2 separate regions of the Homo sapiens genome follow, and region 2 is linked to region 1. The links are chromatin loops, found by intact Hi-C in ENCODE. Cell type or tissue: gastrocnemius medialis. All regions are shown on one strand. Each heading gives the region's core, and the rest is flanking DNA. Links, peaks and the distances in the headings are about the cores only. Region 1 overlaps GPATCH8 (G-patch domain containing 8). Region 2 overlaps GPATCH8 (G-patch domain containing 8).

Evidence for each region. Peaks named below come from ENCODE experiments on the same cell type or tissue, not always from the same donor. Only the 100,000 strongest peaks of a DNase experiment are listed, where the experiment ranks them.
Region 2: it touches region 1 in a loop (2.2-fold over the local background); 4 of 110 quality-filtered maps call a loop at or near these places.

Annotation. Positions count from the first base shown.
Region 1 is chr17:44,411,370-44,424,233 of GRCh38, reverse strand. The region is part of intron 6 of GPATCH8 (G-patch domain containing 8); the gene reads left to right. Among named protein-coding and RNA genes, the nearest start is that of ITGA2B, 28 kb to the right of the region's middle. RefSeq lists an enhancer at 2,078-3,051. In gastrocnemius medialis, for the core only: no CTCF peak of the experiment used is centred there; a DNase peak (open chromatin) is centred at 6,543; H3K27ac peaks cover 2,133 bases.
Region 2 is chr17:44,470,676-44,483,539 of GRCh38, reverse strand. GPATCH8 (G-patch domain containing 8) reads left to right here. Exons shown (of 8, transcript NM_001002909.4): 2 at 8,637-8,711. Among named protein-coding and RNA genes, the nearest start is that of GPATCH8, 26 kb to the left of the region's middle. In gastrocnemius medialis, for the core only: no CTCF peak of the experiment used is centred there; no DNase peak of the experiment used is centred there; H3K27ac peaks cover 3,234 bases.

The DNA of each region.
Region 1 (12,864 bases), core at 3,227-11,226:
TTTATCTGCAGTCATCCAACACACTTTGTTTTTTCAGTGGCAGAAATCCTGACATAGACACCACCTCCAGCCCACACTCCCACATATACACTATTTGACAAATTGTGTTTTGTAAATCTTATATAATGTTTTTGCCTTTTATTGATTTCTAAGTTTTTATTTAATTTTGTAATTCAGCTGAGGGTCACTGGGAGCTTTGTTTCCATTTCTGCTCTTAACGCGTTAAACTTTGAAGAGTTATTCAGCAGACTGTTATTTTCAAGTTCCCTACATAAGATTTCATGCTTTATTGGCTACCATTTTCTATTATTAAGTCATTTTGCTATTCAATATACCTTGGAAGTTAGATAAATTTTGAGAAGGAAAATAAAATTAGATGCTATCTTAACTTTAACAAAAAACTCTGTTGCTGCATGTTGAAGAGCTGATAAATGAATTACACTTTGCAGTCTTTGCCCCCTCCCCCGCCGCCACCCCATCATTTTAGAGGAGAAAATTGTACCTAACTAGTTACTGATATACAGAAGATGGCAATAATCCCCCTGGGAGAGTTTAGAAGGGAAAAATAAATTGTTACACCTATAGGACAGTTCTGGCTTGTTAAAGAATTTCAAGCCATTTGATCTTGGGTGACTTTAACATAACTTACTAGGTTTTTGGGGGGTACAATAGTTGTATTTGTTAAACTTGTAAATTTATGAGCATTGGAATGATGTCTCCTAAGCTGGACTTGTTGAACTAAGATTTTTTTTTAGCCTTCATCTTCCACCAACCATAAGATTTCAGTGCACAGGTAAAAGGCAATCTTTGACCAAGTTTTATTCTTACTAGAACTGGAAGAATTTGTAAGCTGGTTGTGGTATTACACTTTTTTGGAACAGTCTCCCCCATTTAAATATACCTAACCAATTTAAGATTCTTCCACTAATGGACTTGTATTCAAGACAGCTTTTCAACTTACTACATACCTTTGGACATTCTTTTCTGTTTTTTTGAGACGGAGTTTTGCTCTTTCGCCCAAGCTGGAGTGCAGTGGTGGATCTCAGCTCACTGCAACCTCCACCTTCTGGTTTCAAGTGATTCTCCTGCCTCAGCCTCCTGAGTAGCTGGGATTACAGGTGCCTGCCACCATGCCCAGCTAATTTTTGTATTTTTAGTAGAGATGGGGCGAACTCCTGACCTCGTGATCCGCCCACCTCGGCCTCCCAAAGTGCTGGGATTACAGGTGTGAGCCACTGCGCCCGGCCGTGGACATTCTTTTAATACATTGTCAGCTTTGCTTGATTCGAAGAAGAGAAATTTATAGAGCATATATATATAGACAAGCTGTATTGGCAGTTACTTTTTTACTCTTTCAAAGACTGGTTTTTCAGGAAAGAAAAATTCAACAGTGAATACTTCTATCCAGGACCTTTTCCAGTTTTTCAAAGTATTTATAATTTAAAAATGTTAGGCCGGCCGGGTGCGGTGGCTCACGCTTGTAATCCCAGCACTTTGGGAGGCCGAGGCGGGCGGATCACGAGGTCAGGAGATCAAGACCACGGTGAAACCCTGTCTCTACTAAAAATACAAAAAATTAGCCGGGCCTGGTAGCGAGCGCCTGTAGTCCCAGCTACTCGGAGAGGCTGAGGCAGGAGAATGGCGTGAACCCGGGAGGCGGAGCTTGCAGTGAGCCGAGATCGCACCACTGCACTCCAGCCTGGGTGACAGAGCAAGACTCCGTCTCAAAAAAAAAAAAATTTTAGGCTAGGCACGGTGGCTCGCACCTGTAATCGCAGCACTTTGCAAAGCCAGGGCAGGAGGATCACTTGAGCCCAGGAGTTCGAGACCACCCTGAGCAATGTACAAGACCTGCCCCCCAATCTAAGCTAATTACAAAAAATGTAATTAGCTGGGTGTGGTGGCACATGTGTAATCGCAGCTACTCCAGAAGCCGAGGTGTTAGAATCGCTTGAGCCCAGGAGTTTGAGGTTGCAGTGAGCCATGATCATGCCACTGCACTTCACACTGGGCAACAGAGCAAGACCTTGTCTCAAAAAAACAAAACAAATAAAAAACTCTTTCAGATTATCTTTATTTAATTAAGACATTTAGTATCTAAGTATATACTCAAGTTTTGGGGTTCTTGAGAATTTTTTCAATTAAGAAATATCTGTGATATATTAACAGAAAAGATATTTTAGGTGGAAAAATGGCATTAGAAAGGTTAGGCCAGGTGCAGTGGCTCATGCCTATAATCCCAGCACTTTGGGAGGCTGAGATGGACAGAGTCACATGAAGCCAATTCGAGACCAGCCTGGCCAACATAGCAAAACCCTGTCTCTACTAAAACTACAAAAATTAGCCAGGCATGGTGGTGCACGCCTGTAATCCCAGCTGCTTGGGGGTTCGAGGCACGAGAATTGCCTGAACCTGGGAGGCGGATTTTGTGGTGAGGCAAGATCATGTCGCTGTACTTCAGCCTGGGTGACAGAGCAAGACCCTGTCTCAAAAAAAAAAAGAAAAAAGAAAAAGAAAGAAAGGTTACACACTAGTCGATGACTTCAGAGTCAAGTTTTAACTAGAAAAGAGGCCAGGTGCGGTGGCTCGTGCCTGTAATCCCAGCACTTTGGGAAGCTGAGGGGGAGTTCACCTGAGGTCAGGAGTTCCAGACCAGCCTGGCCAACATGGCGAAACCCCATCTCCATTGAAAATACAAAAATTAGCTGGGCATGGTAGTGTGCACCTGTAGTCCCAGCTTCTCAGGAGGCTGAGGCAAGAGAATCACTTGAATCCGGGAGGCAGAGGTTATAGTGAGCCGAGATCGTGCCACTGCACTCCAGCCTGGGTGACAGAGCGAGACTCCATCTCAAGAAAAGAAAAAAAAGGTTTTTTTGTTTGTTTGTTTTTCTTGAGATGGAGTTTCACTCTTGTTGCCCAGGCTGAAGTGCAATGGCGCGATCTCGGCTCACTGCAACCTCCGCCTCCTGGGTTCAAGCGATTCTCCTGCCTCAGCCCCCAGAGTAGCTGGAATTACAGGCATGCGCCACCACGCCCGGCTAATTTTTGTAAAGAAAAAAAAGTTTTAACTAGAAAACAATAGGCTGGGTGTGGTGGCTCACACAGTATAATCCCAGCACTTTGGAAGGCCAAGGCGGGCAGATCAGTTGAGGTCAGGAGTTCAAGACCAGCCTGTCCAACTTGGTGAAACCCCGTCTCTACTAAAAATAAAAAAAATTAGCCAGGCGTGGTGGCCTGGCTAGTAGTCCCAGCTGCTCGAGGCAGGAGAATTGCTTGAGTCTGGGAGGTGGAGGTTGCAGTGAGCCAAGATGGCACCACTGCACTCCAGCCTAAGTGACAGAGCAAGACTCCATCTCAAAAATAAAGAAAAAAGTAAACCAGGAAAAAGTATAATTCAAACTTCAATAATGTATAGACTTGCCTTTTAAGGGAAAAAAAGCAAAACAGATTTACAATGTAATAAAATTCACATTGACAGCATTAATGTGTTGTATGATAATGTTTTAGTGACACTGTCCTCAACCTGAATGTAGTAGAAATTGTTACATCTTTGGTTCATTTGAATTTGACATGTTTATTCTCCTGCACACCTTGTGTTACCTCAGCTCTCCCACCACTTTTCTCTATTGCATTTGCTCTCAAACTAGGGAGATTTTGTCACTCTGGAGGCACTTGGCAATGCCTCTGTACATTTTTGGTTGTCCCAACTAAGGGTGTGATACTACTGGCATCTAGTAGGTTGAGGCCAGCAATGCTGGTAACATCTACAATGCACAGAAAAGCTCCTTGAAACAAAGAGGCAAAATGGCAGTTAATAGTGCTGCAGTTGAAAACCCTATTCTATCAGAATTAATTAAAAACTTTCGTATATATATGATATTGTGGTGTCATTTGACCTTAGTACAAACAAATTATTGTCATTTTAAGTCCCAAGTTATGTTGTAAACATTTATAAAGTGCTCATCTAGGTGATCCAGAATATTCACTTATTACTCTTCTTTAGAGTACCATCAAAATAAAAATACAAAATTAAGGGTTACCCATGGAGAACTCATGGACTGCCTGTTCACTAATACAGAATATATATCTGTGATCCCTGGTCTAGGAAAAATCTTTAGCTGGTATGATGAATGAATGCATGTGAGTTTATTTCTTCATCTTAAAAGCTCATCTTACGCATTAAAAAAAAAAAAAACCATGTAGTACAAGTTTGGTTTTGGTTTTGGTTTTTGGTGAAATGTTCTTCATTTGCTTGAAAGGTAGGCTTTTTCACCTTTCTTCATACTGCTGTTCTAATGCAAACAGTAGGATCTCAAAACAGAATGTTATAAATATATAAACAAAAGAAGCACAGCACTAAATTTTTCATAGTTCGTCTCTTCCCTGAACTTGGAATGTCTGAGGAACCCACTGGGTGCAGTGGCTCATGCCTATAATCCCAGCTACTGAGGAGGCTGAGGCAGGAAGATCTGTTGAGGCCAGGAGTTCAAGGCTGCAGTGAGCTATGCTCGTGCCACTGCACCTCAGCCTGGGTGACAGAGCAAGACTCTGTCTCTCTAAAAAAAAAAAAAAAATTACCCTGATGTGGTGACACGCACATGTAGTGTAAGTCCGAGCTACTTGTGAGGCTAAGCCAGGAGGATCGCTTGAGCCCAGGAGTTTGAGGTTGCAATAAGCTGTGATCATGCCACTATACCCTAGCCTGGGTGACAGAGCAAGACCCTGTCTCGGACAACAAAAAAAAATAATTTCTAAGGAATCTTTAATTGACCTTGGTACAACACAGCCACATAACCCCTAACAGGAGGAAGGACATATTTTTCATTCCTCTTTGATGGACATGAACTTAACATACAAATGGACCTACCATTTTTCCAAATTCATGCTCTAAAATCATAAAGACACCCTGTCTTGTCTTCCAGGAAGGCACACAGGATTATTATGAATCTGAGATAATAGGTAAGTACTTTCAACCCTGTATTAGCAATCCCTAGTTTGCATCTTCTATCAGATTTTCACCATTAATATTTTTCAGAGAAATAATGTATTACGTTAGTAGTAAACTATAGTAGAGGCAGGATCCTAAACATACCCTTCTCTTTAATAAGCACAAATAATCTCTCCAAAAGGAGCTATATGGTCACCCTCATTCAAGGTTTGAGTTGTTTTTTTCCTGACAGGATGCGGGGGTGTTATGTGCCTCTTTATATTCACTAGTTTTTCTCAGGTTTTCCAAGATTTTACGAAGAGTTGTTAACACAAAAATATTAAGACCCAGCTTGATCTTCAGAGATACAGAAGCTGATTAAGTATTTTGGCTCTTTTCAGTAGTTTAACCCTAGTTTTCAAGTGATCGATGTTAATACATTTTGAAATCTCTAAGAGTAGGCCTTTCCATTTCTGAAGAAATCCAATATATGATTCCTTTTTACATGAGTTAATTCTGATAACACCTGAATGCTCAATAGACATTAGCACTGACTAGCCGGGCGCGGTGGCTCACGCCTGTAATCCCAGCACTTTGGGAGGCCGAGGCTGGCGGATCACAAGGTCAGGAGATCGAGACCATCCTGGCTAACATGGTGAAAACCCCTCTCTACTAAAAATACAAAAAAGCCGGGCGTGGCAGCACGTGCCTGTAGTCCCAGCTACTGGGGAGGCTGAGGCAGGAGAATTGCCTGAATCCGGGAGGTGGAAGTTGCAGTGAGCCAAGATCATGCCACTGCACTCCAGCCTGGGCGACAGAGCAAGACTCCATCTCAAAAAAAAAAAAAAAAGACATTAGCACTGATCATCTCCTACCTTTGTTGGCTTAGTGTAAGTTACAGACAAATTTGATACTACAGATTTTTCTATCCCTACGTCCTTGCCTCCTTAATTATTTTGCATATCTTTAAAAAATTTGTCTGCTGATGGATATGACAGTAGAATCATTTTCTTTAGCATTTCAAGAGGCCTAAAATTCAAACTCCAAAGAATATTGTTTCCCAAAAGTAAATTAATTAATAGCAGCACCACCTTTATAGTCAATCCTCCTTCCCTCCCTCCCTTCCTCCCTTCCTTTCTTCCTCTTTTTCTTTTCTTCTCTCTCTCTCTTTCTCTCTTTTTGGCTGCTTCCTTTGTACCTTGTTACCTACTCAGGATTTTTCTTCCAATCTTAGCCTCTTGTTTGTGCCACTAAAGGTCCTCCTAGTACATAAACTAGAGAGGTCACAAATTATCTCATAGATATATTTTATCTGGCCTTCACATTATTAGTTTTTCCCTTTTTAATTTCAGTTGATTCCCAAATTTTAAAAATTCAATTTTACATAATTTAGGCTTTGGCTTATCTTGAAAAATTAAAATTATCAGACAACATTGGGCCTACATTTCAACATAACAGTTGACTAAAGCTGAACAGTTGCCATCTCTTTGCTCATTCTGCAACTAGCTGTGATCTCCACTTCATCTTTTCTCTTACACCAATCTGTGTGACTCATTATGTTACCTGCCAAACTCCTGTAAACATTTGAATTTGTGACTCAGGCCTATGCTTTTCCTTCCTTCCCACACAGGTTCCCGTGGCTTCTGACTGATACTGGGGAACTGGCACATTGAAAAGCTGCCTCCTTGCTAATAGTGTTGGGACCAACTTCCTTGCGATTTCAGTCTCTGGTAGTCTGATCCAGATTATCAAAATCTGGTACTGTAAAGCATCTTCAGAAATTCTTTAGGCCAAGCGTGGTGGCTCATACCTGTAATCCCAGCACTTTAGGAGACTCAGGCGGGCAGATCACTTGAGCCCAAAAGTTCGAGACCAGTCTGGGCAACATGGCAAAACCCGGTCTCTACAAAAAATGCCCCCAAAAATTAGCTGGATGTGATGGCAGTTGCCTGTGGTCCCAGCTGCTAGAGGGGCTGAGTCTATTAATACATGATTTAGTTAACTTTGTCTAAACTGTTTGCAACTGCTTTTTGACAGGATTGACCTTGTCTAAACTGTTTGCATCTGCTTTTTGACAAGATTACTTACTCTTACTTGACACTTGACGGTTTCATTACGCAGTAACATAACATTACCAAGGAACAGAAATTTAGAGTTTTCCTCAGGAGAATCATTTGAGCCCAGGAGGTGGACATTGCAGTGAGCCAAGATTGTGCCACTGCACTCAAGCCTGGGTAATATATTGAGCAAGGCCCTGTCTCAAAAAAAAAAAAATTCCTTTAACTGTAGGATTCAGTATCTCAGTCAGAGGAATATGCTTTTAGCCTCCCTCTTCTTTCTGCTAAAATACCTGTAGTATGAAAACTCCTATACTTTTTACATTTTCTAAAAGGACTAAAGTCTTATTTAATTCCAAGGTCTGTTTCAGTTGTGAACAAAAACAGTAGTTCCCTGAGCTTTAAATAGCAGAACTAAAACAGATGAAGCCTCTAGCAGCCACCAGTGACTGTATTCTGATTTGTACAGGATATAATCTGTTAATACATGATTTAATTAACTTTGTCTAAATTGTTTGCAACTGCTTTTTGACAGGATTACTTATTCTTAGTTGACTGTTTCATTACCCAATAACATGTATTACTTAAACAGCACAGTTCTCTTCAGGGATTATGCTTTAAGAAACAACACAGGTTTGAAGAAAGGAGTGCATCTCAGCACTTGAACATGTTGTAGTTTTATTTTAATAACCTATAGCAGAGAGGTGAAAATGTTGGGTTCAGTGGTATTCTATACCACTGTTCATACCATTTTCTTGGGGTCTGTTTTGCTTAATAAGAAAATTGACATCATTTGGCCAGTCTTCCAAAAATTTAGCATGTTTCATGCCTTTTCACCTGTTAAGTCTTATGTATTCATTCCCCTCTGCTTATGTTGGGAGTAAACTTATTATACCCAGCAATCACGACATAGCTAACCTTAAAAAAAAATCTGCTGAAGGCCAGGCATGGTGGCTCACGCCTGTATTCCCGGCATTTTGGGAGGCCGAGGTGGATGGATCACGTGAGGTGAGAAGTTCGAGACCAGCCTGGCCAACATGGTGAAATGAAACCCCATCTGTACTAAAAATACAAAAAAAAATTAGCTGGGCGTGGTGGCACACGCCTGTAATCCTAGCTGCTCGGAGGCTGAGGCAGGAGGATCGCTTGAACCCAGAAGACAGAGGTTGCAGTGAGCCAATATAGTACCGCTACACTCCAGCCTGGGCAACAGAGTGAGACTCCGTCTCAAAAACAACAAAACTGTTGAAAAAATCCCCTTCTGCTTAGGGGAGCTGTCTGCTTTTGTGATTAGGGGTAACCCTCAAAACAGACACTTCAGGACCTAATGTTGCCAGGGTAAACCAGGCATTCTCTTGTTATGTATTTCTAACTGTTCTTCATTTTGGCACTCAATCCCAGTTGACTAAAAATGATTCTGCCTTACTTTTGTTCTACAGTTTCAACCTTTCTGCCCCTTACACTTAATTTATCACAGTGATGCACTGTGGTAGAGATGCTGGGATTAGACTCTTTGTTCTATTGTAGTCAGAAAAGTTAAAGCAACCTAAGTAATAAGTTCTTTAGTGACAGTACTGTAAAGAGCTCTGAACTGGGTTGTTGTTGTGCCATTTGCTTTGGACCCAGGCAGCTCTTATGACTTATCCGCCTTCAGATTTTACCTATGGGGCAAATCTTTGTCCCCAGATATCTTCTTGGAGTGCTATGTAAATACAGATTGAGCATCCCAAATTCAAAAAATTAAAATCCAAAATGTTTCAAAATCTGAAAGTTTTTGAATGCCAACATGACTCTCAAAGGAAGTGTTTATTGGAGCATTTTGGGTTTTCAGATTTGGGATGCTCAAGCAGTAAATATACAATGCAAATATTCTAAAATGTAAAAAAGCCCAATATCTAAAACACTTCCAGTTCTAAGTATTTCAGATACGGGATACTCAACCTGTATACTTAAAGCTCATTATCTACAAAACCACAAAATTTATGTATACCATTTCATACCCACTGGGATGGCTAAAATAAAAATGGTACTCTAACAAAGTGTTGGAGAAGATATCAAGAAGTTAGAGCCCTCCTGCATTGCTGATGAGATAGTGAAAAGATAGTGGAAAAGTTTTTGACACTTCCTCAAAACATTAAATACAAAGTTACCATATTACTAGTATATACCCAAGGGAAGTGTAAACATATGTCCACACAAGAACTTGCCTAAAAATGTTTATAGCAGCATTCTTCATAATAGCCAAAAAGGGAAATAACCCACATGTCCATCAACTGGTAAATGGATAAAATGTGGTACATCTGTACAATGGAATATTATTCAGCAATAAAAAGGAAGGACTTACTGGTATATACAACATGCATGAATCTTGAAAATAGTATGCTAAGTGAAAGAAGCTGATCACAAAAGACCCCATATTGTATTATTTATATAAAAAGTCTAGAATAAACAAATGTATAGAGACAGAAAGCTGATTAGTAGATTCCTGGGGCTAGGCAAAGGGGAGATGGTGAGTAACTGCTTATGGGTATGAGGTTTCTTTTGGGAGTAATGAAAATGTTCTAAAATTAGATAGTGGTGATAGTTGCACAATTCTAAGAATGTACTAAAACCCACTAAATTTGACACTTTAGATGTGTGAATTTGGGCCAGGAGCAATGGCTCACGCCTGTAAACACTTTGGGAGGCCAAGGCAGGAGGATCCCTTGATCCCAGGAGTTTGAGACTATCCTGGGCAACATATGGAGATCCTGTCTCTACAAACATAAAAATAAATTAGCAGGGCATGATGGAGTGCATCTGTAGTCCCTGCTGTTTGAGAGGCTGAGGTGGGAAGGATCACTTGAGCCTGGGAGGTCGAGGCTGCAGTGAGCTCTGATTGTGCCACTGCTCTCCAGTGCAGTGACAAAGCAAAACCCTGTCTCCAAAAAAGGGGGGTGGGGTAAATTTTAGGGTATATGAAGTCTATCTCTAAGTCATTTTTAAAACCTCATTAACCAGCTTAAGTTTTCATGGTGGTAGTGGTGGTGAAAATATGTACTACATATACATATGTACATGTGTGTATGTATATGTTCATATATATATATACACATATATATATACACATATATATATATACACATATATATACATATATATATACACACATATATATATATACACACACATATATATATATATATATATATGCCTTAAAGCAGGCATACTTGGTGCTGTTAAAGAATATACCATACTTTTAAGGAGTTTTGCTGAATTCCTGAAAATAGCAAAACAAGCATTACATGGTAATTTTATGACAAATTAATTTGATATTGGACTATTCGGCCTGGCCGGGCACAGTGGCTCACACCTATAATCCCAGCATTTTGGGAATCCAAGGCGGGCAGATCACTTGAAGTCAGGAATTTGAGACCAGCCTGGCCAGCGTGGCAAAACCCCATCTCTACTAAAAATACAAAAATTAGCCAGGTATGGTGGCACGTGCCTGTAATTCCAGCTACCTGGGAGGCTGAGGCAGGAGAATTGCTGGAACCCAGGAGGTGGAGGCTACAGAGATCATGCCACTGCATTCCGGGCAAAAGAGCAAAACTCCATCTCAAAAAAATTAGCCCGGTGTGGTGGCACGCATCTATGGTCCCAGCTTCTCAGGAGGCTGAGGCAGGAGAATCGCTTGAACTCGGGAGGTTGCAGTGAGCCAAGATCGCGCCACTGCACTCCAGCCTGGGCTACAGAGTGAGACTCTGTCTCAAGGAAAAAAAAGAATTTGGGTTGGGCACAGTGGCTCATGCCTGTAATCCCAACACAAAAAATTAGCCGGGCATGGTGGTGGGAGCCTATAATCCCAGCTACGTGGGAGGCTGAAGCACAAGAATCGCTTGAATGTGGGAGGCGGAGGTTGCAGTGAGCTGAGATCATGCCACTGTACTCCATCCTGGGTGATAGAGGGAGACTCTGTCTCAAAAATAAGAAGAAAAAGAATTTGTATTTTTTTCTTTTTCTCTCAGTTTTTCACTATCTGTAATTGGCATTAGTATCTAATTTTCTCTCTTACCAAATACTTGGTTTTTTCTTACTGAATAAAATTAATTTTCATCACTTACTAATAGGCATATGGTAAAAGAAAGAATTTACATCTAATGTTCAGTAACGTGGCTTTCCCTAACCATTCATCTATAATCTTCCTTCACTGGGTAGTTTAATACTGAAACATTCTATATTCTCTCCTGGTCTTTTCTCTCACCCACCACCTGGTGATATCTTCTTGGGTGATCTCATCCATGAACATCAAACACTGAGACATGAATTAGGGTGACCCGGGCAAGCAACAACTACAGCATGATTACTTCAGTTAGGAAGGGGAGAGGAGACAGACATTAATGTTTTGTTGTAGAGGGAGGGGGAAAAAAAACAGTGGAGAGAAGAGGCTGTGATTTTGGTATGCAGGATCATTGACATAAGAGGAAAAGGAGTGGTTGAGATTTGAAGAAGGCCAGATTATGCTTAGCCAGAAATAGTGGTCGAGATACAACACATCTTTTTTTATTTTGTTTTAAAGACAGGTTCAGCTGGGTGTGGTGGCTCACACCTGTAATCCCAGCACTTTGGGAGGCAGAGGCAGGTGGATCACCTGAGGTCAGGAGTTCAAGACCAGCCTGGCCAACATGGTGAAACCCTGTCTCTACTAAAAATATAAATAGCCGGGTGTGGTGGCATGCGTCTGTAGTCCCAGCTACTCGGGAGGTTGAGGCCCGAGAATCACTTGAACTCAGGAGGTGGAGGTTGTGGTGAGCCAAAATTCTGCCACTGCACTCCAGCCTGGGTGACAGAGGGAGACTCTGTCTCAAAAAAATGAAATAAAAAATAAAATGAAAGGTTCTTGCTCTGTTTCCCAGGCTGGAGTGCAGTGGCACAATCATAGCTCACTGTGACCTTGAACTCAAGCAATCCTCCTGCCTCAGCCTCCCATATAGCTGGGATTACAAGCACATAACCACTGCGCCCAACTAATTTAAAAAAATTTTTTTGGCCGTGCGTGGTGGTTCATGCCTGTAATCCCGGCATTTTGGGAGGCCAAGGTGGGCAGATCACCTGAGGTCAGGAGTTTGAGACCATCCCGACCAACATGGAGAAACCCTGTCTCTACTAAAAATACAAAAATTAGCCAGGCGTGGTGGCGCATGCTTGTAATCCCAGCTACTCGGGAGGCTGAAGCAGGAGAATCCCTTGAACCTGGGAGGCAGAGGTTGCGGTGAGCTGAGATTGCGCCATTGTACTCCAGCCTGGGCAACAAGAGTGAAACTCCATCTCAATTTTTTTTTTATAGACACAGTCTTGCTGTGTTGCCCAGACTGGTCTTGGACTCCTGTCCTCAAGCGATCCTTTTACCTCAGCCTCCCAAAGTGTTGAGAGTACAGGTGTGAGCCACAACCCAGTTTGATAAATATTTACTGCGCATCTCTTTTGTGTCATAGACAACTATGTGTACATTGCATAGTTAGTTACAAAGAAAGACTAAGCCTCAGTCCCTGTTGGGAGAGCAGAGTTGCTATCTGGTGAGGGAAAGACGCCATGGATAATCTTTAGACCCTAAAGGGACAAAATCAAGTTTTCTCTTCAGAGCTGAGTAAATGTAGAACATGGGATTTTAGTGGCAGTAGGAAATATTCTGCCCTAAATTCTGCCTGTTTTCTGATACTTGAAATCCCCTTTACATGAGAAAAATGGGTTTTATTTAAATGTAGATAATCAATTTTAAATACTCGAGAAAGTAATCAGAATTATTCTTAGTATACTCCATCAAATATAAACTCCTAGTGTCAAATTTTATTTTGATGGTAGAGAGAAGCATAGCACTAAAAGATACAAAAAGATTTTGTT
Region 2 (12,864 bases), core at 2,406-10,405, 60 kb before region 1:
CGGTGGCTCACGCCTGTAATCCCAACACTTTGGGAGGCCGAGGTGGGCAGATCACAAGGTCAGGAGTTCAAGACCAGCCTGGCCAATATGGTGAAACCCCATCTCTACTAAAAATACAAAAATTAGCCAGGTGTGGTGGTGGGTGCCTGTAGTCCCAGCTACTCAGGAGGCTGAGGCAGGAGAATGTCTTGAACCCGGGAGGCGGAGGTTGCAGTGAGCCGAGATGGTGCCACTGCACTCCAGCCTAGGTGACAGAGTGAGACTCCATCTCAAAAAAACAAAAAAAAGAAATGAGTGTCTAAGAGATATGAGAGGTAGGCTGTATATATATATATATATATATATATATATATATATATATATTTTTTTTTTTTTTTTTTTTTTTGAGACGGAGTCTCACTCTTTCGCCCAGGCAGAGTGCAGTGGTGCTGTCTCGGCTCACTGCAAGCTCCGCCTCCTGGGTTCACACCATTCTCCTGCCTCAGCCTCCTGAGTAGCTGGGACTACAGGCACCAGCCACCATGCCTGGCTAATTTTTTGTATTTTTAGTAGAGACGGGGTTGCACCGTGTTAGCCAGGATGGTCTCGATCTCCTGACCTCGTGATCCGCCTGCCTCGGCCTCCCAAAGTGCTGGGATTACAGGCGTGAGCCACCGCGCCCGGCCTAGACACCCATTTCTAAGAGTTAACTTCTACTACAAGCTTCTAATGTATTCTAGAGCTGCTCTGTACATGTTTTTTAGTTTAGTTTTGAAAATTAACATGCAGTAGTATTGACTTATTTGATATGGATTTCTATGAATTTATTTTTTGATAGAAATATATTTTTTTTAATTTTACTTTAAGTTCTGGGATACATGTGCAAAACATGCAGGTTTGTTGCATAGGTATACATGTACCATGGTGGTTTGCTGCACCTACGAACCCGTCATCTAGGTTTGGTTTGGTTTTTTTTTTTTTTTTTTTGAGATGGAGTCTGGCTCTGTCGCCCAGGCTGAAGTGCAGTGGTGTGATCTCGGCTCACTGCAGCCTCCGCCTCCTGCATTCAAGCGATTCTCCTGCCTCAACCTTCTGAGTAGCTGAGATTACAGGCGCCCGCCACCACACCCGGCTAATTTTTTTGTGTTTTTAGTAGAGACGGGGTTTCACCATGTTGGCCAGGCTGGTCTTGAACTCCTGACCTCAAGATCCACCTGTCTTGGCCTCCCAAAGTGCTGGTATTACAGGCATGACCCACTGCGCCCAGCCTCGTCTAGGTTTTAAGTCCCGTACGCATTAGGTATTTGTCGTAATGCTTTCCCTCCCCTTGCCCCCCACCCACTGACAGGCCCCAGTGTATAATGTTCCCCTCCCTGTGTCCATGTGTTCTCATTGTTCAGCTCCCACTTAAGAGTGAGAACATGGGGTTATTTATTTTTGAGACAAGAGTCTCACTCTGTCGCCCAGGCTGGAGTGCAGTGGCGACACCTTGGCTCACTGCAACCTCTGCCTTGTAGGTTCAAGCGATTCTCCTGCCTCAGCTTCCTGAGGACCTGGATATCAGGCGTGTACTACCACACCCGGCTAATTTTTCTATTTTTAGCAGAGATGGGGTTTCTCCATGTTGGCCAGTCAGGTCTCAAATTCCTGACCTCAAGTGATCTGCCTGCCTTGGTCTCCCAAAGTGCTGGGATTACAGGTGTAAGCCACCATGCCCAGCCTAGTTCTATGAATTTTAACACATTTATAGATTCTTATAACTGCCACTACAATCTGCCTATGGAACAGGATTTTAATTTAAGTATTCAAAAAATACATTTTTTAGAGGTGAAATACAGAAATATTTAGCCTGTTTTCACCATTTTTCAAAAAATTTAAGTACAATTAAGATACAGTGAAATTCGCCCATTTACATGTACAGTTCATCAGCACCATAAGACGGTGAAAAAAAAGTACAATTTGAGTATTGACAAAACGCATCATAGTGCAGCCACCACAACAACCAGTGTATAGCTTCTGACAATCACTGATCTTTTTCTTTTCTTTAGCTTTGTTTTTTCCAGAATGTCCTATATATGGAAGCCTTTTGAGTATGGCTTCTTTTCACTTAGCATAATTAATTTGAGATTCATCTCTGTTACTACTTGTATGAATAATTTGTTTCTTTTTAGTGCCAAGTAATATCTCATTGTATGGGGTATACCATAGTTTTTAAAGTTCATTTCTCAGTTGACATTTGGATAGTTTCTAGCGTACAAATAAAGTTGTTAAAAACATTCACAGACAGGTGTTTTAAGTTGAGTGTACTATTTTATGTTCCCATCAGTAATCTATGAAAGTTGCTCGTCTGAAATTTTATCAGAGGAGGGCTCACGCCTGTAATCCCAGCACTTCGGGAGGCTAAGATGGGCAGATTGAGCCCAAGAGTTCGAGACCAGTCTGGGCAATATGGCAAAACCCCATCTCTACCAACAATACAAAAATTAGCTTGGTGTAGTGGCGTGCACCTCTAGTCCCAGCTACTCGGGAGCCTGAAATGGGAAGGATTGCTTAAGCCCCAAGGAGGGTTGAGGCTGGAGTGAGCCATGATGGTGCCACTGCATTCCAGCCTGGACAACTGAGAGAGACTGTCTCTCCAAACAAATGAAGTGGTATTAGGTTGTTTTTTTTTGTTTTTGTTTTTGTTTTTGAGACTGGAGTCTCACTCTGTCACCCAGGTTGGAGTGCAGTGGCGTGATCTCGGCTTACTGCAACCTCTGCCGCCCGGGTTCAAGCGATTCTCCTGCCTCAGCCTCTTGAGTAGCTGGGATTACAGGCGCCTGTCATCGTACCCAGCTAATTTTTTTTTTTTTTGCCCTTGTTGCCCAGGCTGGAGTGCAATGGCGCGATCTCAGCTCACTGCAACCTCCTCCTTCCGGGTTCAAGCGATTCTCCTGCCTCAGCCTCCCGAGTAGCTGGGATTACAAGCATGAGCCACCACGCCTGGCTAATTTTTTATTTTTATTTTAGTAGAGACGAGGTTTCTCCATGTTGGTCAGGCTGGTCTTGTACTCCCGACCTCAGGTGATCTGCCCTCCTTGGCCTCCCAAAGTGCTGGGATTATAGACGTGAACCACCGCGCCTGGCCAATTTTTGTATTTTTTAGTAGAGACGGAGTTTCACCATGTTGGCCAGGCTGGTCTTGAATTCCTGACCTCGTGATTCTCCTGCCTCGGCCTCCCAGATTGCTGGGATTACAGGCATGAGCCACCGCGCCCTGCCGCATTTTTTTTTAAATGCCATTTTAATAGGCATGTGGTGGTAATACATTGTGATTCTAGTTTGTATTTCCTTAATGGTTAATAATGTTGAATGTGTTTTCATGTGCTTACTTGCCACCTGTATGTCATTGATGAAATGTTTAAATCTTATGCCCACTTTAAAAATTGGGTTGTTTTTTTCCCCTCTTTTGAGAATTTTGTGTATTTTCTGGATACAGGTTTTTAATCAGGTATGGATTTGTTCAGCATTCATTGGTTTCTGATTTTTTTTTGAAAAGGAATAAGATTTGTAAATATTTTCTCCCAGTCCAGCCTATCAATTTTTTTTTTTTTTTGAGACGGAGTCTTGCTCTGTCGCCAAGCTGGAGTGCAGTGGCGCAGTCTCGGCTCACTGCAACCTCTGCCTCCTGGGTTCAAGCAGTTCTCCAGCCTCAGCCTCCTGGGTAGCTGGGATTACAGGCACGCACCACCATGCCCGGCTAATTTTTGTATTTTTAGTAGAGACAGGGTTTCACCATGTTGGTCAGGCTGGTCTCGAACTCCTGACCCTGTGATCTACCCGCCTCGACCTCCCAAAGTGCTGGGATTACAGGCGTGAGCCACCTTGCCCAGCCATCAATTTTTTATTCCATATATTGATTGTGCTTTGGGGTTGTCTCTACGAAAATATTTGCCTAGCCTGTGGTCACAAAGATTTTTCTCTTGTATTTTTTCTTCTAGAATATATCATTTTCAGTTTTACATTTAGGTCTGCAGTGCATTTTGGGTTCTTTTTTTATTCAAAGTATGGATTGAAGCTCTTTTGTTTTGTATATGGACACCTAGTTCTAGCACCGTTAATTGAAAACATTAAAATTTCTCTGTTGAACTGTCTATATTATTAATCCTGATTTGTATTGCATCTGACAGATCCAGAATGATTTGAAAAGTTAATTAGCTAACTGTATTTAGAAATTTGTTAAATGTCTTATTTGGAACCTGGCATTTGCTGACAGTAGTTTGTAATCTACAGAAGGGTTTTCTAAAATAACTTTAAGCCTAAGATTAAAAGATGATTTTGCTAATGATTCATTATCTTTTTGGAAAAACTTGTGTGATTTTTCATGCAGCAAGGATGAGCTGAAATGGTTTTTCCTAGAAGGTGCCCATTTTCTTTTTTGTAGACTTACTTGGTAGTTCTCTAATAATCTGTGTTTGTGCTTTAAATGTCATCTTTGATAGTGATATATTTTGGGGCAATTCTCTTTTTGTTTAAAACCATCACATAGTTGTCCTAAATTAAGTACTCTAGGCCAGGCTTGATGGCTTAGGCCTGTAATCCCAGAACTTTTAGAGGCAGAGGCAGGAGGATCACTTGAGCCCAGGAGTTTGAGACCATCTAAATCAAAATAAAAAACAGCCGGGCGTCATGGTGTATGCCTGTTGCCCTAGCTACTTGGGAGGCTGAGGTGGGAGGATTACTTGAGCCCAGGAGTTAAGGTTACAGTAAGCTATGATGGTTCCACTGCACTCTAGCTTGGGTGACAGAGAGAGACTCTGTCTCTAAACAAACTAAAGGTTTAATTACTTTAAAAAAGTAGTACATAGTTATTGTTAGGATGAGGGTTTTTTTGTTTTGTTTTTTGTTTTTTTTTGTTTTTGAGACAGACTCTTGGTTTGTTACCCAGTCTTGAATGTGGTAGCTCAGTCAGCTCACAGCAGTCTTGAACCCCTGGGCTGAAGTGATCCTCCTGCCTCAGCCTCCCTAGTAGCTAGGACTATAGGACTAGGACTATAGGTACACACCACCACGCCCATCTAGTTTTTTTTGTATAGACAAGGTCTTGCTCGCTATGTTGCCCAAGTTGATGTCCAACTTCCTGGCCTCCAGCAGTGCTCCCACTTCAGCCTCCCGAAGTGCTGGAATTACAGGCATGAGCCACTGTGCCTGGTTTATTCCTGTATCATTAAATTGTATAGACCTGTAGAGTGAAAGAATCGATATTCAGCTGTACATTGGTGTTCTGTACTATAATGAGGTTTGAGTTAATCTCAGTATTTGGATATTTATTATTTAGTAATTTAGAAGTACTTTGCAATTAACACCTTTAAAGTAACTTAAAATGTTGAGTGTTGCAGTAGAAATTAAAATGCCAAGAAGCAGGTGTTTGGAGGTAAATTGAAGACAGACTTTCAGGCTGCGCTTGGTGGCTCACATCTGTAATCTCAGCACTTTGGGAGGCTGAGGCGGGCAGATCACTTGAGGTCAGGAGTTCAAGATCAGCCTGGCCAACATGGTGTGAACCCCCCCACCCCCCACCCCATCTCTACTAAAAATACAAAAATTAGCCAGGTGTGGTGGCGTGTGCCTGTAATCCCAGCTACTCCGGAGGCTGAGGCGGGAGAATCCCTTGAATCTGGGAGGCCTTGTTTGCAGTGAGCTGAGATGGCATCACTGCGCTCTAGCCTGGGCGACAGACCAAGACTCCATCTCAAACAAAACAAAACAAAAAGACTTTCAGGATTAATAGCTGTTTTTAATTTTTTAAAATCATTTGTTCATGACTGCTTTTTTTCATTCCTGAAATACCCACTTTTAAGTCCTTTTTTTTTTTGTCTTTGGAAAACATACTCCTCCTGTCCCTTGCTATTCCATTTTTCTTCTTTTTTTTCCCTTTCTTTATTTGGATAGACTTTGCCATACAATTTTATTTTTATTATTTTTATTGTGGTAAAATATGTGTAACATAAAATTTATCACTTTAACTATTTTAAAGTATATAGTCCAAGCCAAGTGTACTGGTGTGGCGCCTGTAGTTCCAACTGGTCAAGAGGCTGAGGCTGGGCTCCTTGAGCCCAGGAGTTTGAAGGCAGCCTGGGCAACATAGTGAGACCCCCTTCTCTTAAAAAAAAGGATACAGTTCAGTAGCATTAAGTACATTAACAATATTGTACGACTACCACCACCACCATCTTGTTCTAGAACTTGTTCATCACTGCCACACAATTTTAGCACCTAATTGTTCCCTAGTGTTTGGTTGCCATGTTATTAGGTGTAAGAGATAAACAAGACTCAGTTCTTGTCCTCAAGGACTTCACAGTCTAGTGAGAGAAACGTAATACTTACTATACAATTTGGCAAATTACATGTTAGAGCTCCCCATCATTAGATTTTATTTATTGAATTAGAATTTTAATTTTACCTTGAAAAGGCAAAGTAACTTTTTGTTAGGTTAACATTCAAGTTATCATATCTTTCCACACACTGAATTCGTTTAGGCTAGACCAAAAGACTGAAGTCTTTAGTCTTTTGATTTAGGTCATTGTGGGACTCACAAATCCTGATGCCCTATATTTTAAGACAAGAAGGGAACCAGAAAATTGATATTTTGATTTAAAAGCAAATTATGAGCTATTCCTTCCTGATGAAGCAAGGAGATCTGTGAAAACTATGATTAGAGATAACTTCTTAGTTGTCTGCAGCTATCATTTGTTGAAACTGTTTTTACTTATTTTAGTTGCAGTGACAACTTGCTTGATTATGATCAAATACATCATTATAAAGCATGTTTATCTCCTTTGCAGATCATCTTGAGGAATAGTTGCTTTGGAAACTGTCAAGAGCTTATTTTTAATTTCTTGAAAAGCCGGGAGGTATCAGTTGATTTAAAGTTTAATGTCTTAGCAGATTTAGTTTAAAATAATGTTACCAGATTGAGCAGTATTTATTTAAAAATAGGTTTTATTTTCATTACTATGACTTGTTTTCTTCATTATTAAAGATTTAATGCAATATTGCATATAAAAAAGTAAAACAGGCTGGGTGCGGTGGCTCACGCCTGTAATCCCAGCACTTTGGGAGGCTGAGGTGGGCGGATTGCCTGAGCTCAGGAGTTTGAGACTACCCTGGGCAACATGGTGAAACCCTGACTCTACTAAAATACAAAAAATTAGCCAGGCATGGTGGCACACACCTGTAGTCCCAGCTACTTGGGAGGCTGAGGCACGAATACCACTTGAGCCTGGGAGGCAGAGGTTGCGGTGAGCTGAGATTGTGACACTGCACTCCAGCTTGGGCTACAGAGTGAGACTTTGTCTCAAAAAAAAAAAAGGTAAAACAGCGTGGCTCTTTGTTTGTAAGACTCTGTAGTCTTCCTAATGTAGTCAGTCTAAAAGAGTTGGTGTCCCAAATGGTTGATAGTGTTTTAGTTTACAATTTCAACACTTGTTAGGAGACTAAAAGTTCAGATTACTAGGCCTAGATTCCTAATAAGTTGTGTTTTGTTTTGTTTGAAATAGGATCTCGTTCTGTCCCCCAGGCTTGGAGTGCAGTGGCTTGATCACAGCTCACTGCAGCTTCGACCTCCTTGGCCTAAGTGATCCTCCCATCACAGCCCCCTAAGTAGCTGGGACTACAGGCTCACACCACAATGTGTGGCTAATTAAAAAATTTTTTTTTGTAGAAACAGGGTCTCACTGTATTGCCCAGGCTGGTCTTAAACTCTTGTCCTCAAGTGATCTTCCCGCCTCAGCCTCCCAAAGTGCTGGGATTACAGGTGTGAGCCACTGTGCCCAGCTCTAATACATTTTTATAAAGTTTTTGTTTGTTTGTTTGTTTGTTTGTTTTTGAGATGGAGTCTCGCTCTGTCTCCCAGGCTGAAATGCAGTGGTGCGATCTCGGCTCACTGCAAGCTCCGCCTCCCGGGTTCACGCCATTCTCCTGCCTCAGCCTCCCAAGTAGCTGGGACTACAGGCACCTGCCACCACGCCCAGCTAATTTTTTGTATTTTTAGTAGAGATGGGGTTTCACCGTGTCAGGATGGTCTAAATCTCCTGGCCTCGTGATCCACCTGCCTCGGCCTCCCAAAGTGCTAGGATTACAGGCGTGAGCCACCGCGCCCGGCCTTTTATAAAGTTTTTTCTTTTTTTTTTTTTCTTTTTTGAGATGGAGTCTCGTTCTGTTGCCCAGGCTGGAGTGTGGTGGCCCAGTCTCAACTCACTGCAACCCCCACCTCCCGGGTTCAAGCAGTTCTCCTGCCTCAGCCTCCTGAGTAGCTGGGACTACAGGTGCACACCACCACAGCCAGCTAATTTTTTGTAATTTTAGTGGAGATGGAGTTTCATTATTTTGGCCAGGCTGGTCTCGAATTCCTGACCTCAGGTGATCCACCTGCCTCAGCCTCCTGAAGTGCTGGGATTACAGGCGTGAGCCACCACGCCTGACCCATTTTTATAAATTTTTAAAAAGTTGGAATTTGTGGTGTGGTTTTGATTGTGTACTGAAAATGAACGATTGCAGTGTCCTTTTAGGTTAAAAAAAAAAAAGAAAAGTTAAAAATAATCCTTAGTTTGGTTAAGCTGTTAATAGATTTGACACTTAACTGCTTTTGAAAAATAACTGTAATCATCTTTTTTCAGGGTAATCACTTTGATCAGTATGAGGAAGGACACTTGGAAATTGAACAAGCGTCACTTGACAAGCCTATAGAATCGGTAAGATAATCAGTGCTTAATTTCGGGTCTTAGCTAGTTAGTTAGGTAGTGTTCGTGTGACACTTGATGTGAGTGAAGTTAAACTTATTAATAACCAATAGTACAGTTTAGAGTTGTTTTCTTGCATGCCATACAGTAATCAATTAAAGCTTGGGATGTAATCTAATATTTAATATGTTGGGAAATCAGTCCAAAAAAATCTAGAAACACATTAGAATTTCAATGGAAAAATATCTTTTTGGCCCATACCGATACTTTGTTGAAGGTAGCAAGTTAAAGTTTAGCATTTTGTGAATTGAATAAAGGAGTAAAATGTATTTTGATCCTTTATAGCTTCACCTTTCTTGGGCAATATAATTATGTATGAAATGTTCCTACATAAGTAGAATATGTATGGAAATTTTTTTTTAAATGTTATATTAAAAACATTTAAGGAGTAATATGTTTTATTTACCAGACTGTTGTGAAACATGGCAAGTTTGGTCTCTGTAGCTTAAGAAATGTGGTTTTTGTCAAAAGCTGATTATTTCTATCTTTTCACACTGCTTAGTTTTGGACACTGATGATATCAAGCAATAGAACAAGGAGATTTATTTACCTGGCTCTTAGTTTTAAAAAAACTTCTTAATTTTTGAACATTATTTTCACTTTGAAAAACCCGTTATTTTTAAATAACACAGTCTATTGTTAAAATGTCTAAACTTGTCATTATTGTCAGCAGTTACTATTTGTGCTTAAGTGTACATATTTAATAAGGATTTCGGTGAGTTATTGGTAAAACTTGAGTGGGGAAAAAAAGTCAAAAAGGGAATCTTAATCTTTATAACCATCATGACAAGCCCCCCACTTCCCCTTAAGAAACACTAGCTTCTTCCTCAGGAAAATAAGAAGGCAATTTAGAGAATACGGATATTTTAACTTTAGCTTTTATTTTCAAAACTGCAACATAGTAAAGGATCAACATATATTTATGTTCCTAATTAGGTTGGTGTTGTGTGTGTTTGTATGTGTGTTTAGATGTTTACAGAAATTTACACAACTTGGGGTGTTCGACATTTTTCTTCCACAGCAGTTGGCCCATATTAGCTAAGCAGCCATGATCTGGTTTGTATTGCACGGTCTGCCTTTTTTTAATTTCTTCTCTAGGGTTTCTTTCTCCCCACCTCCCTTTCTTATTTCTGTCTTTCTGGTCCAGTGAACACTGCATATAGTACCTTCTGTCTTAATGTGCTGGCATGATGCTAGACTTAGGCATGGCAGTAATTGATGACGCATGTGATAATGCTGCAGAGGGAGAATTCTCATCTGATATTTCACTGAAAGCCTAGTCTTGTGTTTTGACATAAGGATAAAATGCCAAGCCCACTTTGCTAAGTTAAAAATCACTGATTTTAGGCCGGGCACAGTGGCTCAACGCCTGTAATCCCAGCACTTTGGGAGGCCGAGGTGGGTGGATCACGAGGTCAGGAGATCGAGACCATCCTGGCTAACACGGTGAAACCCCATCTCTACAAAAAATGTAAAAAATTAGCCGGGCATGGTGGCAGGCGCCTGTAGTCCCAGCTACTCGGGAGGCTGAGGCGGGAGAATGGCATGAACCCGGGAGGCAGAGCTTGCAGTGAGCCAAGATCGTGCCTCTGCACTCCAGCCTGGGCAACAGAGCGAGACTCTGTCTCAAAAAAAAAAAAAAAAATCACTGGTTTGTGCCTTGTTCTGAATTATTTTGGGGATTATGACAAGGCAGAATTTTGTAATGAAATCTGTAGGCTAGACAGTATCTTGTATTTGCAAACTAATTTAATTTTTCCATTTCAATTTACAAAACTGGAGGGTCTGGCCGGGTGCGGTGGCTCAAGCCTGTAATCCCAGCACTTTGGGAGGCCGAGACAGGTGGATCACGAGGTCAGGAGTTCGAGACCAGCCTGGCCAAGATGGTGAAACCCTGTCTCTACTAAAAATACAAAAATTAGCCGGGCGCAGTGGTAGGCACCTGTAGTCCCAGCTACTCGGGAGGCTGATGCAGGAGAATGGCTTGAACCTGGGAGGCGGAGATTGCAGTGAGCCGAGATTGTGCCACTGCACTCTAGCCTGGGTGACAGAGCGAGACTCCATCTCAAAAACAAACAAATAAAAAAACAAAAACAAAAAAAACCAGGAGGGTCTAAGTTTAAGACAGAGCTGTCAGAATCAGCTCCCCAGTACCACATTCTACAAGGTGCATGGTTGGTTAATTGTCTTACACAAGCTATAATTCTGTGGATACTCAACAGTAGCAGTAAATTTAGATGAAATTTGCAACCTAGTATTCATTATTACGATACTTAACAAATATTTTTTAAACCACTAAATTAAATGATATTTAACATATTTTAAGCCTAGAGGGCTACACTGAAATATTTTTGGAAATTTCATTCCTATGGCACATGAGGCTAATGCTATTTTACCTCTCATAATGTCCAGGACTTTTTCTGCCACATATAGCGAGAACAGTATCAGAAGGCAGTCTAATTGAGTAATCATTGTTGAATAATCTCATTCAGTGGGAGTAGAATTGATAATATGCCTTATTTATTAAGTAGTGCTACCTTCTTCACTTAAAATAGCAAATAGTATATAGTACTCAGGCTGGATATTTAATTTTTTTAAATAAATGAATGTTCAGAAATGTATATTAGTAATTACACTTCTAATGAAAATTTACTTCTGAAAGATAAATATATGCATTATTTGTGATGAGATAGTTTAGGTTGTAGGAGAGAACTTCATGGCCTACATTGTATTAGGTAGAAGTAGGGCACAGGATCTGGGAGAATAAACAAAGATGCAAGAAAAAATAAGAAAAAAAAAAAGAAGTATTGACACACAAGATAAGAGGGATCTTATTTCTGTTGCCTGATCATTTGTGAGTAAAATTTTAAGTGTTTTTCTCTTTTTTCAACTTTTTTTTTTTTTTTTTACTTTTTTTGGTCACAGAAAATTTTAAGTTTTAAGAGAAACTCCTACAGTGATTGGCATCAAAGTAGGTAGTGTTCCCTCCCTCCCACCAAACAAAAGAAGTCCCTTATCACCTGAGGAATGCCCACTAAATAATAAGTAAATATTTAATTACATGGCTGGCTGGCTATATTAAGCTGTTTTGTTTTTAGGGGAAAATGGTGTTACTTCTAACACAGAAAGAGTGCTGAATTAAAATCTTTCTCTGCAGCAATATCTATTGAGAGGTGCTGACTGTTTTGCTACAGCATGCAACTCAAAAGTGGCTGAAAATATGCAGCTTTGGGAGTCTACAGATCATTGCAGGAGCTAAAGGTCTAGTCATTTTTTTTTAACCAAAGGTAATCTGCAGCAGCTGGTAACCGTGGAGGTCTCTGCACAGGTTTGTGCCAAGAATATGCCTGTGTGAAGGGTTATTGTGAGTATAGGATTAAGGTCTTTTTATTTTGTAGTAGGCTAAATTTGATGCAAACCAGCAAGATGGGAAATGAGACATGAAGATGCAATAATGTATTATGCTTTTAGTGAACTTCCGAAGCTTAGATTTGTTAGTGAGATATTGGTATTTCAATTTTATTAGGTAAATGTTGAAAATATATCAAAATCCAGTATTTGTAAAGCATTTAATAATATTTTTTGAAGTTTAATTTTCCCTTATTTGCTTCAACCAACCAGATATCTTTCAATGAGATTTTTCCTCAAGAATGAAATATCTTTTTAAGAAAATTATATGAGAATTGCTAAACAACTTGATTATCTCTATTAAAAACAAGTTGAAAAGTGTGAACATTTTATCCCTATTACGAGAAGCTTTGAATTTGAATTTTAAAAATTGTTATTGCTTTATGAGATATTTAGGTCTCAAATGTTATAATTATAACCTCCACTTACTTAAAGACAAAATATTTACAAAACAAAGCTTGATCTAAAGCCATAGCTCCGTCTAGGATTCAATCACAGAAGAATTAATTGGTGTTTTTTAGGATACACGGTCCTTTATGACCTTTATCATAGTTAGAAGATGAGGAATTGGGCGCAGGGGCTCACGCCTGTAATCCCAGCACTTTGGGATGCTGAGGCGGGCAGATGACGAGGTCAGGAGTTCGAGAACAGCCTGACCAACATGGTGAAACCCTGTCTCTACTAAAAATACAAAAAG